Regions from separate parts of the Homo sapiens genome. Here region 2 is linked to region 1. The links are chromatin contacts, found by Hi-C or POLR2A ChIA-PET in ENCODE. All regions are on one chromosome and are shown on one strand. The core of a region is the stretch at or near the end of the contact, and the rest is flanking DNA. Distances in the headings are between cores, read along the strand shown. Region 1 overlaps LOC107984697 (a long non-coding RNA gene). Region 2 holds the start of LINC00524 (long intergenic non-protein coding RNA 524).

The links. Hi-C counts contacts between places; a loop is a spot of excess contacts on that map. ChIA-PET counts read pairs that join two places held with the same protein, here RNA polymerase II (POLR2A). Pooled maps may share reads with other maps.
Region 2: a map of spleen shows a loop between it and region 1 (4-fold over the local background). The contact joins the promoter of LINC00524 here to the enhancer-like site in region 1. A Hi-C loop is called at or near these places in 6 of 168 maps with a recorded cell type or tissue (astrocyte of the cerebellum, mesothelial cell of epicardium, posterior vena cava and 3 more) and 3 of 50 pooled maps. POLR2A ChIA-PET finds 5 or more read pairs at or near these places in 4 of 52 experiments (BJ, OCI-LY7, activated CD8-positive, alpha-beta T cell and 1 more).

Annotation. Positions count from the first base shown.
Region 1 is chr14:101,358,758-101,362,130 of GRCh38, reverse strand. All of the region lies in intron 2 of LOC107984697 (a long non-coding RNA gene), which reads left to right. Among named protein-coding and RNA genes, the nearest start is that of LINC00524, 47 kb to the left of the region's middle. Within about 2 kb of position 1,695, at least 18 of the 41 ENCODE cell types and tissues checked have a DNase peak (open chromatin) inside an H3K27ac peak, as active enhancers do; they include OCI-LY7 and prostate gland, where a contact is called at or near this core.
Region 2 is chr14:101,406,528-101,409,939 of GRCh38, reverse strand. It overlaps LINC00524 (long intergenic non-protein coding RNA 524), which reads left to right and starts at 2,018. Exons shown (of 2, transcript NR_126006.1): 1 at 2,018-2,197. RefSeq lists enhancers at 231-952, 953-1,676, 1,677-2,398.

The DNA of each region.
Region 1 (3,373 bases), core at 446-2,945:
CCCCTTTTGTAACGGTAGAGGGTTTTAGGAGGGATTTGTCGATGAGACCGTGGCTGAGGTTCATCTGAAAAGGCTCCCTGAGGAACCAAAGCCCAAGACTCGCTGGATAGATGTGTTCGGTGCAAACCAGGGTGCAGAGAGCACAGCATCAGGTCCCAGGTGCCAGTTGCCAGGCCAGCCCATGGTTAGACAGCCTCAGGTGGAGGGAGTACAGCTTCTGTGTCCCTGCCTGAATGAACGGTGGCACAGGAGTGGAATTTTGAGATGCCCTGGGAAAAACGTGGAAGCGCTGGAAATGTGTGGGCAGGAACAGTCTTGGAGCACCGTGTGGACCTAGTCACAGACAAGCCCGGCTCACGTCATGCCTCATTCTGCTTATCTGTGATGGCTGACCTCCTCAAGGCCAGCAAGGTATCAGGACTTACAAGTTCCCAACAGCTTTGCAGGCTCTGGAGGACAGCAGAAAGGTCACCGTCCACAAGCAGGCGCTGCCACCATGGAGAGGGGTAAGCGACATATGCCTGGGTGGTTCAGGAGCACCACGCTTAGTCCAGCCCCACCACCCTACAGAGGAGGAAAACATGCTGAGGAGACTTTCAGGGACTTGTTTATGCCCCAGTTAATGATCTTCTCCACTTGGTATCCCCCGGTACAAGGTTTCCAGAAATGTCATCCTTCTGATGGGATGTGGGAACCCCCAGGTCCCGATTGCTCAAGGTTTGTCAAAGATTTCCAGGCCCACGCTGAAGACGGCAGAGGGACAGTGTTACTCGTGGTTAAACGTCTGGTCAGCACCTTCTTTGCCATTAGAAATGTCATCTCCAACTCCCACGAATGTTGCTTCACCGTTAACTGGGGTGACGTCGGGCGGCTGCCTCTGCTCTGCTCTGGGGTCAGGATTTCATTTCTGCTTTTTTCACAGGTGTAAGTCTGGGCTGTTAACAGGCACAGCCCAGGAACCCAAGGACATCTGTTGGCACCACGGCTGCCTGCACACAGGGTGCAGACTTCAGATGCCGTGTCCTTCCCCATCCGCTCCTGCGACCCAGCCACGAAGCCTGGCCGGCTCTATTCCCTGAGCCTCTGGGTGACTTGTGACCCTAATCCACCTCTTTGGGGAGGTTTATTAATTACTGTACTGGAGGCAGCTCCGTGCCAAGAAGTTCAAAGCATCTTCCAACCTTGACCCATTAATCCCTTTAGCATCCCAGGGAGATCGGAAGGCACTGGCTGAGTCCTGTGATTCCCATCGCCTGCCATTGCATACATGGTGGGGGATGGAGGGGGAACTTGAGCAAGGAGAGCTTGGCCTGCATGTCCTCCGTGAGTCAATAGCAGGCCTGGAAAAGAAGTTGAGTTTCCCGACTGAGGCCAAGAGCCTCACTGCCAGCACAGGCTTCCTTCCTTACAAAACAGTTGTCATCCACGCCTCTCAAGATGTACCCGTCCCTCAACACCCCATCCCCCAGCACGGGCCGCCTCAGTATCTTAGTGCCAGCAGCACTACCGCTGTTTACATTGAGCTCTGGAGAGTGGCGTTTTATCATCAGGAGCAGCCAAACACGGCCCTCTCCCTTCTCTGAGTATCCTCTGCAGAAAACACCCTCCCCCACAAAAGGGTTTGGTCTTGGAGCAGAGGCCACATCCGTCACCTGTTCAGGGAGCACCACAGCTGTGCGGTCCCCGAGGGGGCTACCTACCAGGGCAGGGCGGCTCCCCGGGGTGCTCGGGGGACCCCCAGCCAGAGGCAGCTGGATAAGGAAGAAACAAGATGTTCTTTCTCCTGCCTGTATTTGCCTTGTACTCTTCAGATTCGACATTGTTTTTAATTTTCAGCCTAATTTTAGTCCAAGAACTTGGTGAGGCTGGAGAAGAGTCTTAAAGCCTTTTTTTTTTTTTTTTTTTTTTGTAAACAAGTGTACTTTTCTGGCCAGATGTTTCTTTTTTCCTGGTCTTACGGGGCTGCGCCATTGAACTGGCCGGCTGAAACTGAATAAATCTTTGTTTTACGGCTTCTTTGGTCCTTTACAACTAAGAGCCTCAGGAAGGAATCAGATCTTTTAATCCTCCTGGTCTTAGCCTGGAATGACCTCGCAAATGCACCATTAGCTAAGAAATCTTAGAAATATGTTTGTGGTTGACCTGAAAGCACATTAGCAAAGTCCCAGGCCCTAACACTGGGATGGTTAATCACCCCTGGGATGGAATGACCAGGCAGAGCCTGTCCCAGCAGGGTGCCACAAAGAGTTGAAAACATTTCTTTCTCATGAGCGGTATGTCTTGCACGATCAGGTGCTTCTTAGCAGTGACCAAGACAACAGTTACCTTCGTCTCCGGCTGGATATCCTGTTTAAAATCCGACCCTGCGTTTAAACGTGTGCAGAACGGGTCCTCAGTGCACCCTCCTGAGGTTGCTCGGACGGGTTCCTCCAGGAAGTGTGCTGGGGTGTGGGCTGACACAGCACTAAGTCGCAGCTTGAGGTACAGTGAGATGTTTTCATGGTTTAGGGAAAGCAGGCTGATTCCAGCTATTTTCACTTCTGAAAGGGCCCTGGCAGAAGGACAGGCTTGTAAAATCTGCTGTGAGTGATACAGCTGCGGCCAACCGTGGAGCCCTCCAAGTGCTGGGGAGAGCAGGCAAGGAACCGGGCCTGGTTCTTGGACAGGTTTTCATGTCCTAGGAGGAAGAACAGTTATTGCTTAATCTTGAAAATTGGGCTTTAGACCCTCAGTGTCACAGCTGACCACAGGGCTGGCCAGGTTACAGATGGGGCAGGGCCCTGCTGCTCCTCCTGATCCCTCTGCCTGAGGGGCCTCCCTCCATGGCCCCAACCCTACCCCACTGCTGCAGCGTCCCATGCTCCGATGTCTTAGAACTTTGAGCGGAACGTCCCATCTCTTGTTCTCTTCTCTGCGGAACTGTCTTTTCCTGGCCCCCTCGAATGGGCTTGGGGCCATTGCCTTCTCTGTCATCCTTCCCTTTCCCTCCTCATTCACTGCCTTCTTCCCTCTCACGTCTAATCAGTCTTCGAACTGTGTCAGTTCTACTTCTGTGACGTCTCATCACCATCCCTGCTCAAGTCTCCGTTACCTGGGCCACGTCCACAGCCTCCTAACGGCTCGTTTCTGCCTCTGATCTCTCTGAACTGCCTCTGCCTGCATGTGCTGCTGCTGACTCTTCCCAAGCTCAGCCCTGGCCGTGGCATGCTGCGTTCTTCCAGGAATCCCTGTTCCACTGGTGTCCAGTCCCTCTGTCTACCCTCACAGGCTCAGGCCCTTCACCATGAAGCCCCGACTCACCTTTCTGGGCAAGAAGTCTGCACCTTCTGACCACTCTGGATAGAGGCTCTTGCTGCTCCTGTATCTTTCTTTG
Region 2 (3,412 bases), core at 769-3,268, 47 kb before region 1:
CCCAGAGTAGCTGGGACTACAGGCGCACCCCACCACACCCGGCTAACCTTTTTATCTTTTGTAGAGATGAGGTCTTGCTACATTGCCCAGGCTGAGATCAGTTTTGACTCCTGATGGGACACAGGAGAAGAAACATTCTGGTGCCTGCCATAACAGATTGATGTCTACCTAAGCATCATGGTTTCTGTCTCCTGGAGCTCGTAGGGAAAGAAGAGGGATGGCTGAGAGCAGGTGGCTTTCTCTCAGGGGAGGGCCTCTGCTCTGGGTGGCTGTTCTCGGCTGGGTTTAGACCCTCTTCCTCTGGGCTTGCGTTGTCCTTGACTAGGCTTTCCTGACTATGGCATGGGCAAGTGCAGGCCACACCGTGTCATTTTTGGTTTAAGTCATCTGAGTGTGAGCACCCTTGAAGATAGGGCCACGTTTCAAGTTTGAGGCACAGATCCTGGCTCCGCGTTGATGCTTGATTACATTTCCTGACTGGACCATGGAGGAATCTGGCCTCTCATTCCTGGGGATGGGAAAGTGCCCTTCGGATCTTCCGAGGAGTCTGAGAAGCAAAGGCAAAAGCTGGTTTCTCACCATATTCTTTTCTTGCCGTGTCAGCGTTTGCAGCTGTGGCTTTTATGGCCACGCCAGGAGGGGCCTCGTGAGGCTGGCAGAGGCCCTGGTGCCGTGGCCAGCCCCATGCTGTTAAGCAAAGCATGGCCTGTCCACGCTTTGGTGCCTGCACACCGTCCGTCCCGTGGATCTCGGCTCGTGGTGTACCGAGCTGACCCTGTCTTCGGATTCCATTGCCACTTGACTGTGGAGGTGGTGACTCTGACAGTTCTTCAGCTCAATGACCATTTGTTGTGCAAAAGTGACCCCCGGGATCCTCCACTCATCCTGAGGATGACAAAGCATGTTTTAAATAACCACTGCCAAATCAACTCAACACAATAGGGCAACCAAGACACAGCAAACAAGTCATAAAACAATTTAGCAAGGAGGCCAGCAGGAAAATTAATGTCAGTGGCTGTCTGTTCTGAACGTCTCGCACCGCTCCATGCTTCAGAGAAGGGAGAAAGCAGAACATCACAGTTCGCCAATCCAAGGCAGCCTGGTAGGACCTGCCATTCCGTGACCCCTAACCAATGGATATATTCATTACACCGAAGACTGGAAGGAACCACAAAATGGGATACATATTTAAGGAACTATGCACACAACTGGGTTTATTTTTCTTATCTGATTTTTTTTGTTTCTGGTGCAACATGAGTACTGTTGAATACTTGGCAGCTGGCTTTCCATACTTGAGTTGTTTGTCATTTCTGGGGCTGCTGATGCTGTTATGATTTCCCTTTCGGGAGGAATTTACAGGCACATGTTGACCCAGCTGAATGGGAACAGGGAGCAACAGGGAGTTTATGAACAGGGACCATCACCTCCTGGAGAGCGCGCATTCTTTTTCTGGAGGACGCACCAGCACAAGCTGCTCGCCATGCTGTCAGGCCGGCCATCGAATGCGCTGCTGCTCCAGCCTCCAACACGCAGATCCTCTCCCCTCCTGGCCTTGAAATAAACCTGCCTTTCTTTTCAATAATATCTGGGAGTTGTAGTCGGAGCGCTGTGCTTTATTGTTGGAATACCAGGGACGTTGGCTTTCGGTAGCAACAGTTGCTAGGCAAGGTGCGATTGCCTTGAGAACCCAGCAGAGAGAGGACGGAGGTGAACGGCAAAAGGGTCAGGTGGGAGACAGGCAGATGAGGCTGGCGCAGGGGCTGGGGTGAAGTGTGTGAGGGAGCCCCTGGCCGCTGCTCACCTGCCCTGCCACTGTGTTCTCCTCTCAGCAGCCTGTCTTTCCAACATCCACTCCTGCCTCCTCTCTCCCAAGACCCAGTCCATCTCATTCCCACACAGCCACTCATGGACTCATTTGCTACCTTTTTCAGATGTCTCCAACCTGCCATGGGCTGGGGGTACAGAGAGAAATTGGTGATGGGGTCTGCCTCCCGTGGGAGAGGCAGATACCACAGTCGCAAACCCACTGTGTGCCTGGCGCCCTTGCGGTCATCCCAGATTTTTGCCCACATCCCTCTGTTCCACCCAGAGGCCACCTGCATGCAGGCATGGTGGATGGTTGCTGTGTGCAGTGATGGCCTCCTGGGACCTCTTGCTGGCCACGGAGTTAACCAGGAGGGACCATCAACCTCGGAAGGTTAGGAGCTGTTGGGACAGTTCCGAGCTACATTCCAGGCAGTCTCAGGGATGAGTTCCTGTGTCCCACAGTTGAATGTGCTCCAGGATGAGTCTGTGATTGTCCTTCTTGCCCTCCCTGTCTTGTTCTCCCACATCCTTATGGGCTTCCCGGGCCATCCCCTAAGTATGCGACTTGCAGGTTTGCTTTTGCACAAACCGAGGCAGCAAGTATGCCAGGAAGCTGCCGTGAGCGTGGGGGCAGGCAGCCTGCCTTGCCTGGAGAAGGCGGCTGGCAGAGCCTCTGCAGAGGGTGTGTTTGGTTTGTTTCTAGAAGGGTAATCTCTCCAGGGTGAGAAGGGTGTCCTCCAGGCAGGAAAGAGTGTGGTTTTCAGGAAAACAAGGGTAGGTACATAGGGCAGGGCTCCGTTGGGGCAACACTGGAGAGGCTGGCCAGGGCAGTCAGTGAGGGGCCTGGGCTCCTACATGGAGCCTTTGGAACTCTTTTTTGCTGAAGGTGGGGATCCTTGTGGGTTTACCAGTAAGAGAGGCCCAAGCAGATTGGAGTTTGGGCAAGATTCCCGAGGCAGCAGGCGTGGGGTGCCGGGAAGGCAGGCTGGAGGCCTGGGAGGAGGAGCCGAGCCAGGGGAGGGCAGGTGAGCAAGGAAAGGGACCAGGGAGGAGCGAGAGTGCCAGCAGCTCTTAGAGACCAGGGCACAGGTGGCAGCCACCCAGGTGTCCATGGAGTAATGGACAAACAACCAGAGGATTCTACTTTAAACTGGAAGGAAACCCTGACACGCGCTACAGTACCAGTGAACCTTGAGGCCATTGTGCTGAATGAAATCACCTCTACCCAAAAGGGCTCATTCTGCAGGACTCCACTCTAGACACCCTGAGCAGTCAAATTCATAGACAGAAAGCAGGATGGTGGTGGCCAGGAGCTGGGGGAGGGGAGAAGGGGGGGTTTCTATTGAATGGGGGCTCTGGAGATGGGTGGTGGGGATGGTTGCACAATGGTGTGAATGTACTTGATGCCACTGGAGTATACATGAAAACATGGTTAAAATGGTAAATGTCATGTTTTATAGATGATACCTAAATAGTAATAATTCTAAAAATACTTAGTGGCTGAGTGTGGGGGGGTTAGGGAGAAAGAGAGGAAAGGAGAAGGCAGCACCCCCTCGGAGAAGTCAGACACACAGGCCCAGAGCCCAGCACCCAAGCCCGAGTCCTG